2 separate regions of the Homo sapiens genome follow, and region 2 is linked to region 1. The links are chromatin loops, found by intact Hi-C in ENCODE. Cell type or tissue: PC-9. All regions are shown on one strand. Each heading gives the region's core, and the rest is flanking DNA. Links, peaks and the distances in the headings are about the cores only.

Region 1 (5,398 bases), core at 343-5,342:
ACCATCAACAGCAGAATGAATATTCTTTTTAGGTGCACATGGAACATTCACCAAAATAGTGTATGTGATAGGCCAAAAAACAAATTTCAATAAATTTGACTGGATTTATGTTACACAAAGTGAGTATAAAGAATATATATTATTCTCTAATACTGTAAAAACTAAGAATGCCTTCTCTTACTGCTTTTGACTGTTGTACTAGCAGTCTTAGCCTCAGCATTAAGACAAGCAAAATAAATAAAAGGCATATACACTGGAGTTAGAAAAGTAAAGCTCTATTTATTATAAAAAGACATAATCTTGTGCATGTAAAATCTTAGAAATCTACAAAAATGCCACTAAAATTAATTACTTACAGAGTTCACAAGCTACAAGGTCAATGTGAAAAAAATCAGTTGTATTTCTGCAGCGTAGCAATAAATAATTTTTTTAAATATATTTTAAAAATTAAAATAATATCAAAAATATAAAAATAGAAATAAATATAACAAAATGTGTCAAAAACTTTACTCCTGAAGTTATTTAAATACATAAATAATCATGCACTGGAAGAATAAAGACTGTTAAGGTATCAACTCTCTCCAATCAATGCACTGAAAGAATAACTGTTGTTAAGATGCCAGCTGTCTCCAAGTTAGTCTACTGATTCAATGCAATCTCAATAAAAGTCCCCACAGAAATTTTGTGTCTTTGTCTGTTCTAAAGGCAAAGAACATAGAACAGCCCAAACAATTTCAAAAAGAAGAATGAATTTGGAGAACTTGTACATTCTGGTGTATAAACTTAACTGAAAAGCTAAGGTAATCAAGATAGCATAATATTGGCAATAGATATTAATCAGTTACAGAGTATCTGTAGGGTCTATTGATTTCTGACAATGATGCCAAGGTAGCTCAATGGAGGGAACATGGTCTTCTAAAAAACATGATGCTGGAACCTGGCTATTTATCCACATGGAATAAAGTATCTCTCAACAGACCCCGACCCAACCACACACACACACATACACACACACACACACACACACACACATACAAACCAAAATAGATCAAATAATAACGTAAAAGCTAAAATTATAAAACTTTGGTAGAAATGTGAAAAAATATTTTAACAACATTAGGATAAGCAAATATTTACTTAATAAATATTTATTTAATAGTAAAATCACTAACCATTAATGAAGAAATGATAATTTGTCGTAAACATACAGTGGAATACAATGGAATTCCTTGGAACTCGGGGAAAAGAAAGACAACAGTACAGATCATAACATGGATGAAACTTAAAACCTCTATGCTGAGTGAAATTAGCCAGACACTAAAAATTATATGTCGTATATGCTCAAGTCTAAATGAAACAAGAATCATATGGTGACAGAAAGCAAATTAGTGGTTTTCTGGGTCAGTTGGGAGAAAGGGGTTGTCTAGTTTAGGACACAAAGAAACTTTGGGGGATGTTGGAAAGATTCTATATGGATTGTGGTGTGGTTCTACGTGCACACGTTTTCAATAGTTTAAAATAGGTACATTTTGTTGAAGGCATATTATACTTCAATAGGGTTGATTTTAAAAATTAAGCACATACTGGGTTATAAAGAAAGTCTTTACTAAATTTGTGACTTAGTATCTTTCTGTCTGCCCTCAACAATTAAACAATTTCTCTGATCCTAAGTTTCCCAAGTCCTTATCAGTTTCATTAAGATGAAAAGCAATAATGTGTAATGCATGTGAAAAGGGCACAATAAATGTTTATTTGTTTTACTCATCCTATTTCCCACTTATAGAAATATTCTAGTAACTTATAGAAATATTATAATTGAAAAATTGTGGCTTCTTTACTTTTGTTATGCTTTTCTAATAAATTTTACCATTCATTTTGTTACAACTCTGCCCCTAGGTCATTAGACCACAGTGTGTGCTATCATTGTTAAAATATAGAGTTGCCGTCTTTCATTCAGAGAGTACCTACGTAATCTGCCAGTTCTATCAGCTAAACAATATTTTATATAAGAAGCAGACATTTGCTGAATTGATTTAAATTTTGGTACTCGTATTCTAAATTGTCTAGTCATTTTTTATTTTAAAACTTTTTATTAAATATATGCTATACATCATCGTAAATTTTCTGTAGTGATAGAAAAATGGAAAAGACAGATCACAGCATCATGTAACTAACATCTCAAAAAAAGTATTGAAGATATAACTAAGAAAACTGAGCAGGAGAATTTTCATGGGAGCATAGTTGTTTAAATATTTTCTGGATGGTAATTAACTTATCATCTGGTTGCTTCAGATATTTTTTATACCTTTGACTTAGTAAAAGCAGTGATCAATTTATTAGAGGAAAAAAATCTGTTGAATTTAGTAGTATTTTCCAAGTATATATATAAGAAGTAAAAATAAAATCTTGGAGATCATTGCATGCATTATCAGTTTTCTGACTTATTACAAATCCAAGTTAGTCTTGTTTGGTTCTACTTAAATCAGATATTGTTTCTAAAACTAATAAATATCAGAACTAGTGGCCAGATCTAGAAACTTCCTCCCTTAAACCTATTCAAGTTAGTCAAACATAGTCAAGCATAGTCTTCCCAAATCACCTTGAGAAAATCTGTTCACCAAAAATCAGATGTCTGGTCATATCAGATGTCAATTATTTTACTTACTTTCCAGGAGGAAATACATCATCAACGACAACGAAAGGATCTGTGATTGTAAAAGTTATTCCTTTTACAAATATTTAGATTTCTAGTTTTAATCTATTTAAATTTCATATTTTAAAAATTGATTTGTTTTACCATATTTCAAAAAAAAATTCAAAGTTGCTGCATGTGAATTTTAAAACCTGTGACTTCTCAGATGAGTTCATGTTTACCAGCAGGGCTCACCCATAAAGGCCGGCTGAATATCCAGTGTACTTTCCCTTCACTGTGGTCAGTGAATCAGCAAGTGTTACAGGAGTTCAGCGTGAAATGCCAGGTGCTATTTCAACAGTCCTTCTTTCACAATGCTTAGGGTGGGGTCACTCTGGTAGACCCTGATAAGGTTACTGGAACTGAGTTCCTGGGGTGGTCAAGTTAACATCCTCTAAGCTCATGCTCTCTGAATGTAGAAGGTAGTCACAGAGACCTGGTTCCCTTTTTTGGGCTAAAGGCTACTCAACCGCAAGCTGCTTATTAAACTCTGTCTGGAAAATATTATTCACTGAAATCATGTCTCAATAGCACAGAGTTTAATTTTGTAATTAACCAAACCATCTGTCATTGCAAGGCTCTCTTAAGGGCATCCAAATGGGAGAACTTATAGAACCTTGCATGGTGAGTGGTAGTGAATGGCTGTGAGAAGGAAATGGTATGAATTTCAAATGATAGCTACAAATAGATTGTCAACTTATGAACTCAGAACAAACTACTTTCCTAAAGAGATGCTCCTGCATCTTTCCATAAACAGATTATTGCCCTTTTCATAAAATATTTAGCTCTTTGCTTTATAAAGTAAAGTTCATATGAACATAAATGTTGCTGCAAAAGACCGTCCATCTGTGTTTTTGCTGTGTGTGAATAATAGCAACATTTCCTTGAAAACTTAAGAATACTTACTAAATAATCAACGAGTATTAATCAGTTATATAATTTATTCTTCCTTCTAGATTTCGAGGCTTTCTGTCTTGCTGCATTAAACATCCATAGATATTTACATTACATGCAAATCAAAGATATCAAGAAATAAGATCTCTAGAGGTGATAAAACATTATTTGTTGGGCATGCCTTGAATCAGGTTTGAATTAGGTTTACTTATTTAATGATACATATTTGGGTCTGGCATCATCCAAACAGCTCTGAACTAATAGCCCAGACAGGATCTTAATGACAATTTTTTACTTTGGTGGTTTTGTTTTTGCATGTACATTTAAAAAGTATCAGAAAATTTGTACAAATTTAAAAATTAAATATTTTGAAACCTTAAAATCAAATATAGATACAGCTATATCTTTATACTTGTAATATATTTACTAAATAAGGTGAAGTCACAAGGATGGGAAATTATTCTGAGTAATTCAATTTACACAATTCTTTTCACCTTTTAGTAGTTTATATGATTAAATTTTGATACTATGTAGTCCACAGGAGGAATGAATAAATGCCAGAAAAGTAATGGTGATAGATACAAATTGATTGTTAGACTTCCTCAATACCTTGGCCCATTGATATTTAAAGTTTTAATTAATAGCTGAATAGGTGCTTTAATGGTCAAGTAGGATATTTGGTTCTCAATAACCTATAACATCTCAAAGTTAATATTGAAATGCCACTTACACACGTCCTTTCCTCTAGTGGTGAGGATGGACAGGAAAAAGCAGTTCTAGACCCTGAAAAAGTTGGTTTGTATGGGTTAGCTATTTTCCGATGAGATCAGTCTAGCGCTGCCACCTGCACTCCAAAACATTGGTCCCAAAGGAGTCATGATGTCATTATGCCAACACCATCACATCTCAGTGTTGTTATATTGAGTCAGCCAAACTTGGCCCCATATTGGTCTGGTTCCTGTTCTTCTAACTTAAACCCACACCGTTTGGAAATGGTGTTCTTTGCGAAAAGATTAATGCCTTCAGTTCTAATTACCTTAATTATCAGCTACTTTCTAATGAGAATATTATCTAGATAATGACTAAAAATTATGAAAATCAACCTCAAATAGAACAGGTTTTACCCTTTAAAAGTAACATAGCTAATATCCTACTTATGACAACTTTTCCAGTATGTAATCTTACATGAGAACTATACTTGTATAGTTAATCAGTTGCCAGAAAATAATTGCCAGTAAAGGCAGAGGGAGAAAAGAAAGACATTAAGTTTTCCAAAATTTCAAGCTATTTTAACCAGTAAAGGAAAAGATAACTCAAGTAGGTAATTCCAGACTGGAAGGATATGTACAACTAATATTTCACAAACCTCACTAAAGATGTTAGAGGAAAGAGCTCACCAGGATGAGTGAAACTCCTGGATGTATAACTCCTAATTATATATCTATATTGATTTTTTATTAGTACATAACTGTTAAATAAAACACTAAGTGCATTTCCCATGTCATGTTTTCAGAATTCCTTTTGGTAAAAAATCTATTTTGTCCCTTTGAAGTACATCTATAATTGTTCACCTTAGATTTGGAACTTAGTTTTAAGTAGCACACAATTATCTTATGAAATTGAGCTAGGCAGTAAAACTCCTTACCTTTGAGGATTGCTTGATTATTTTCTTAAAAGATAAATAAAACAAGAACAAAAAGAAAGGGGATAATTCCATTCAGTACTAAAAATAAAACACTATATATAACCCACATTGGAATTTTTTGAAGTTATGGAGTATCTTAAAGGTACATACTTAACATTTCCATTAAA
Region 2 (5,398 bases), core at 219-5,218, 210 kb after region 1:
GCTCACCCCCTTCCCACTCTCCCCGCTTCTACATGTCCAATGTCCATTATAGTACTCTGTATGCCTTTATGCACCCATAATTTAGCTCCCACTTATAAGAGAAGATGCAATATCTGGTGTTTGATTCCAGAGTTACTTCATTTAGAATAATGGCCTCCAGTTCCATCCAAGTTGCTGCAAAAAAAAAAAAAAAAAAAAAAGTTACTTTGTTTTCTGAGGCTGAATAGTATTCCATGGTGTATATATACCACAGTTTCTTTATCCATTCTGGTTAATGGGCACTTAGGTTGATTATATATCTTTGCATTTGTGAACTGTGCTGTGATAAACATATGCGCGCAGGTGTTTTTTGATATCGTGACTTTTTTTCCTTTGAGAAGATACCAGTATTCAGATTGCTAGATTGAATAGTAGATCTACTTTTAGTTCTCTGAGAAATCTCCATGCTGTTTTCCAAAGAGGTTGCACTAATTTACATTCCCACTAGCAGTGTACACCATACCCACACCAATATCTACCGTTTTTGACTTTTTAATAATGGCCATTCTGGCAGGGGTAGGGTGGTATCTCATTGCAGTTTTAATTAGCATTTCCCTGATGATTAGTGATGTTGGGCATTTTTTCATATATTTATTGGCCATTGTATATCTTCTTTTTAGAAATGTCTATTCATGTCCTCTGCCCGCTTTTTAATTTTTTTTTATTAGTTTGAGTTCCTTGTAGATATTGGATATCATATGCATAATTTGTAACAATTAGAATCCTTAACATCAAATAGTCAATTACTACAATATTCTTGTTTGTGAATTATTAATAAACCACTTAAAATATGGTGATCACTTATTCTCATATCAGAGAAATTAATAATTCTATAAATTAAAAGATTGTAAGAACTAGAAAGTGATGGCAGAACCATGATCTTTTACGCAGTTACCATTTCTCCAAGGGGGAAGATACAAAAAAAATTTTGAATGTATATTTTCTACCTAATAATTTGCTAAGTGTTTTCAATATATTATCTCATTTATATATAACAAGGATTCTATGAAGCAGGTATTATTACATCTATTTTACAATTAAAATTAAAAACTGAGACAGAATAACTAATTTTGAACGGGCCTAATAAGTGGCAAATCTAAAATGAAATAATTCAATTTGATGTCAAAGTTCATGTTCTGTCTGCCACACAGTGGTTGCCTTCTTAGACCGTGAATTTCTGCATTACGTTATTATAGTTGGTTCTTATAGTTGCTTAGTAATGGTGATGGCACATGACCCAATGGAGTTATTTTTCAGTAGGTATCATTGGCTTAAACCCACTTAGAAGAGTTTTCTAACATAGATAATTGGCTCAAATGCATGACTTTTCTGTCCAAAATCTATTAGAGTACATTTTGTGCTGGGATCTAACACATGTATTGAGCCATGAAAAATTAGCTGAAATAATTAGTGCCCTCTTGAAGGTGATTGTTAAATTAATACCTGTGTATAAGTATAGAATCAGGTATTTTGCAAATAAAGGGAAAAAACTAAGGAAATCTTCTGTATGTCCAAGCATGTGAAATAGTCAAGTTAGGTATTCTAAAGTGAATATGAAATAAATAATAGAATAGTTCATAACATAGCTCTAAATGTTACTGTACTGCTGCTCTTCATGATAATTGAATCCAAGTAACAGCACACATAGCCACAAATCTTCCAAAAAGAATACCGTTTAATAAGGATATCAGATAAATCCACCTATAACCCACAAATACAACATAGCAGGGAAAACAATACAAAAACTTCTATTTGTATGTAAGTGCAAGAATAAACACCTGAAATTAGCAGTAATCTCTGACACCCTGGCAGAAAGCTGAGTCAGTCTTAGCTTCCACAAAAAAAGAGGAGAGTACCAGCAGGTCATGCAACTCAGTAAACCTAACCCTCAGAATTATTCAATCCCATCCTGATGGGAAAATGTACGGAAAGCAGGAGCAGGTTTGACACCTTATGGATTAGAACTCTAACGGCTTCAAAAGGAATTGGCTTGAAAGTGCATGGGATTAGAGGTGGCAATTCTGAGAAGGTAAAACTCTAGAGCAGATTGAAGCAATTTGGAAGGAAATGGAATAGTTTGAAGATTTGGGAAGAAGAGAAAAGAAGAAAGCAAGCAATCCTTTAGTGGTCCATAAAACAAAACAAAACAAAAATAGATTGTAGAATCAGAAGATGCACCAACCCATTCCCAATATGTAGAGTTAGTTAAAGAAATCAAACTGCTCTATATCAATAAAAGAGAATTCTACTAAACTAAGAAGTCTAGTAACTACTCAAGCCTTCCATATTTCACCTTTTATTGCTTGCCCTGAAAACTCTATCACATTTAAAAATGAATAACAACAAAATGGCAGGAACAACTCATGCAAAGTGACACATAAAAAACTAAACAAAACAGAAAGTGGCAATCAAAATTATTCAATTGATTAAGGTGTTAACAGAAACCTAAACTGGAAAACAGAATAAAACTGCAACTCAATACTACAATATAAATTAAACAAACATTATTTGGCAGATATGAAAGTCCATGCCAAATCAGAAGAGAAATAATGATAAAACTAAATGTATAACATAAGAGTTGACTAAAATCATGAAAAATTCCAAGAAAAAGACATAATTATCTCAGAAACATAGATCAGATTATTAGGTGCCCATGGAAAATTAGATTTGACTGAAAATATAGTTATGGCAAGAGACTTTGGAAAACAAAAGCAATCAAGAGAATGAAAACAAAATAAATTAGAAATGTGTAAAAGAAAGTAATACATATAGAGGAAAGGCAAAGAAATTACTTCTAGTCTTTCTAGTCCCATCAACTTGCACATTCCAATGGAGATTTTCTCCAAGTTCCACTAGTTAGTGAACAGAGAGTCCTAGTGTCACCAGACCAGGCTTTGCTGAATTCTAAGGCTGGGCAAAGTTGAGTTTGAAAATGGCACAATTATTCAGGTTAGCTGAGTTGGGACTTGGGTAGGTAAAGATGATCATCTAAGTACCAGTTGCACTGGACCAAGAAAGATAAATAATGCAAAAAGCATGATTCCACTCTCAATAGTTTCCAGTGTTGCCAGGAAGACAATATGAGAGTGCTTGTAAGACACCACACCCAAGTGATTCATTTCTTATGGGAGATAAAGGTTAAATTGTACTGGAAGCTTAGAGGTGAGAAAAACCATCACCATCTGGGGGCAGAAGAGATCACCTATTCCAAAGATATTGCAATTGCTTAAAACTTTTTTGCAACTTGAACTTTGAAAATGTTTTTACAATAAAAACAAAATGTTAGTCATGTTCTCACCAAAGTACACATCACCCTTTTTATTAACCCATGCTGTTCACTAGATAAGACTCCAAATGTTTTTATTCTGTTCTTAAAAATCAGATTCACTAATCAAAGTTACAAAACATGCCGTCATTCTAGGTAAAGGTACAGGCTCTGAACTCCTCCCAAAAGTATGTTTAAATCTGTTATTTTCAAAAGTGATATTGTTAGAGTTATAAGAATATATTCTTAGGGTTGTGATTCACAACACCACGCATCTTTGAATATATACATTTCACATATGTTTTTTAAAAATCTGTCAAATTATAGTCATATCTCAAGTGAAATAAGTAAACCATTATGACTGAATTCTTCCTTTAAGAAATCTTTGCCTCTGCACAGGTTCTCTCCAGTTGACAGCTAGAATATTCTTTTAAACTATAGATGAATTTTCTTGTCATTGTGCTAATAAAATCCTGTAATAGCTTCCAGTGAAGTGTCACAGCTTTAAGATGCTACACGAGAAAGCCCCTGTTCAACATTTGTCTCCATTCCCTCCATGACCCCGAAGTGACAATTTTCCAGTCACACAGCATCCTTGCACTTTCTTGAACAGACCAAGCTTCATCCAGTCTAAGTGCCATCACCTCAGCTCTCCCTGCTTCTCAAAAGGCATTTTCTCCAAGTCTTTATGTAGCCACCACCTGCTCTTTCTTTATCAAGCATTAACTCAAAGCTACCTCCACAAAGTGTGCTTTCTCAGCCATCTTATCTAAACTAATGCCAATTCTGCCTGCCCCTGCCCTGCTGGTCCACAAATCTGTGTTCTAATAGTACCTACTCCAGGTATATTCGATTAAGTGTTTATTGTCCGTCACCCTAAATGGTAAGTCCCATGTCTCTTTTTCAGTGCATAACATAATATTGTACACTAGACAATTTAGCTTATCATAATTTTTTAAACTAATTTTTTAAAAATTAGTCTAGGGCCGGGCGCGGTGGCTCACGCCTGTAATCCTAGCACTTTGGGAGGCTGAGACTGGCGGATCACGAGGTAGGGAGATCGAGACCATCCTGGCTAACACGGTGAAACCCCGTCTGTACTAAAAATACAAAAAATTAGCCGGGCGTGGCGCCTGTAGTCCCAGCTACTCCGGAGGCTGAGGCAGGAGAATGGCGTGAACCCGGGAAGTGGAGCTTGCAGTGAGCTGAGACCGCGCCACCGCACTCTGGCCTGGGCGACAGAGCAAGACTCTGTCTCAAAAATAAATATATAAATAAAATTTAAAAAATAAAAATTAGTCTACCATGGTTAGACCATATTTATTAAATAAATATGTGATTCAATGAATGAGGGATTAAAATAATAAATACATAAATGAAGATAGTGGAATTCGATTCATCTCATTCAGCTTTTCTCCCTTCTGATGGCTTATAAGAAAATAGTTGCTTCCCTGTGGGAAGGAAAAGAAAGGTATCCTTTATTCCCCCACTTCTTAGGGTTTATTACAAATAAGTGTGGGACTAAGGAAACTTAGTTTAAAATATAATGATGAACTAAATCTAGTGTTCAATGTTATGTTACCTGACTGCCATGTTCTTCAATCCTTCTTCAACTAAACACTCACATAGAGTTTGTTAACTGATATTAAAAATGAAAAGGGAAAAATACACAGACATCATGTGCATCCAGTTTCACATTTATTGATAAGTAAAAATACAGGCTACTGTATTGTTCTCCTACTGGCAAACAGACACAAGAGCAAGGAGGAAATACAGGTATTTCAGAGGAAAATGACAGCTGATGGATAGCTCCCTAAGATGATTGTTTTTGAACTATTTTCAAAGCTATGCTACCTTTTCCATTCTAAATTATGGAGACTTGAATTTTCTTTGACTCAAAGCAGAGTCTAGAGACAAGTGACAGTTACCAAATACAAGGGCGCCATGCAGTTCAAATTTATAAAATAGCAAATATGACAACGCACATTTTTATATTTCCTCGTGTGAGTGGATTTTATTATTTCTGATAGTGACTCAGCCATTAGATAAGACGGGTAAGTATCACTGGACAGGCATTGATAGAAATGGAAAAAA

Evidence for each region. A loop is a pair of places that touch in the nucleus more often than their neighbours do. Peaks named below come from ENCODE experiments on the same cell type or tissue, not always from the same donor. Only the 100,000 strongest peaks of a DNase experiment are listed, where the experiment ranks them.
Region 2: a loop joins it to region 1, with 1.9 times the contacts of the local background. A loop is called at or near these places in 1 of 110 quality-filtered maps.

What each region holds. Positions count from the first base shown.
Region 1 is chr2:145,690,930-145,696,327 of GRCh38, reverse strand. No RefSeq gene overlaps it. Among named protein-coding and RNA genes, the nearest start is that of LINC01966, 810 kb to the right of the region's middle. In PC-9, for the core only: no CTCF peak of the experiment used is centred there; a DNase peak (open chromatin) is centred at 2,987; H3K27ac peaks cover 2,693 bases.
Region 2 is chr2:145,482,430-145,487,827 of GRCh38, reverse strand. No RefSeq gene overlaps it. Among named protein-coding and RNA genes, the nearest start is that of LINC01966, 600 kb to the right of the region's middle. In PC-9, for the core only: no CTCF peak of the experiment used is centred there; a DNase peak (open chromatin) is centred at 3,157.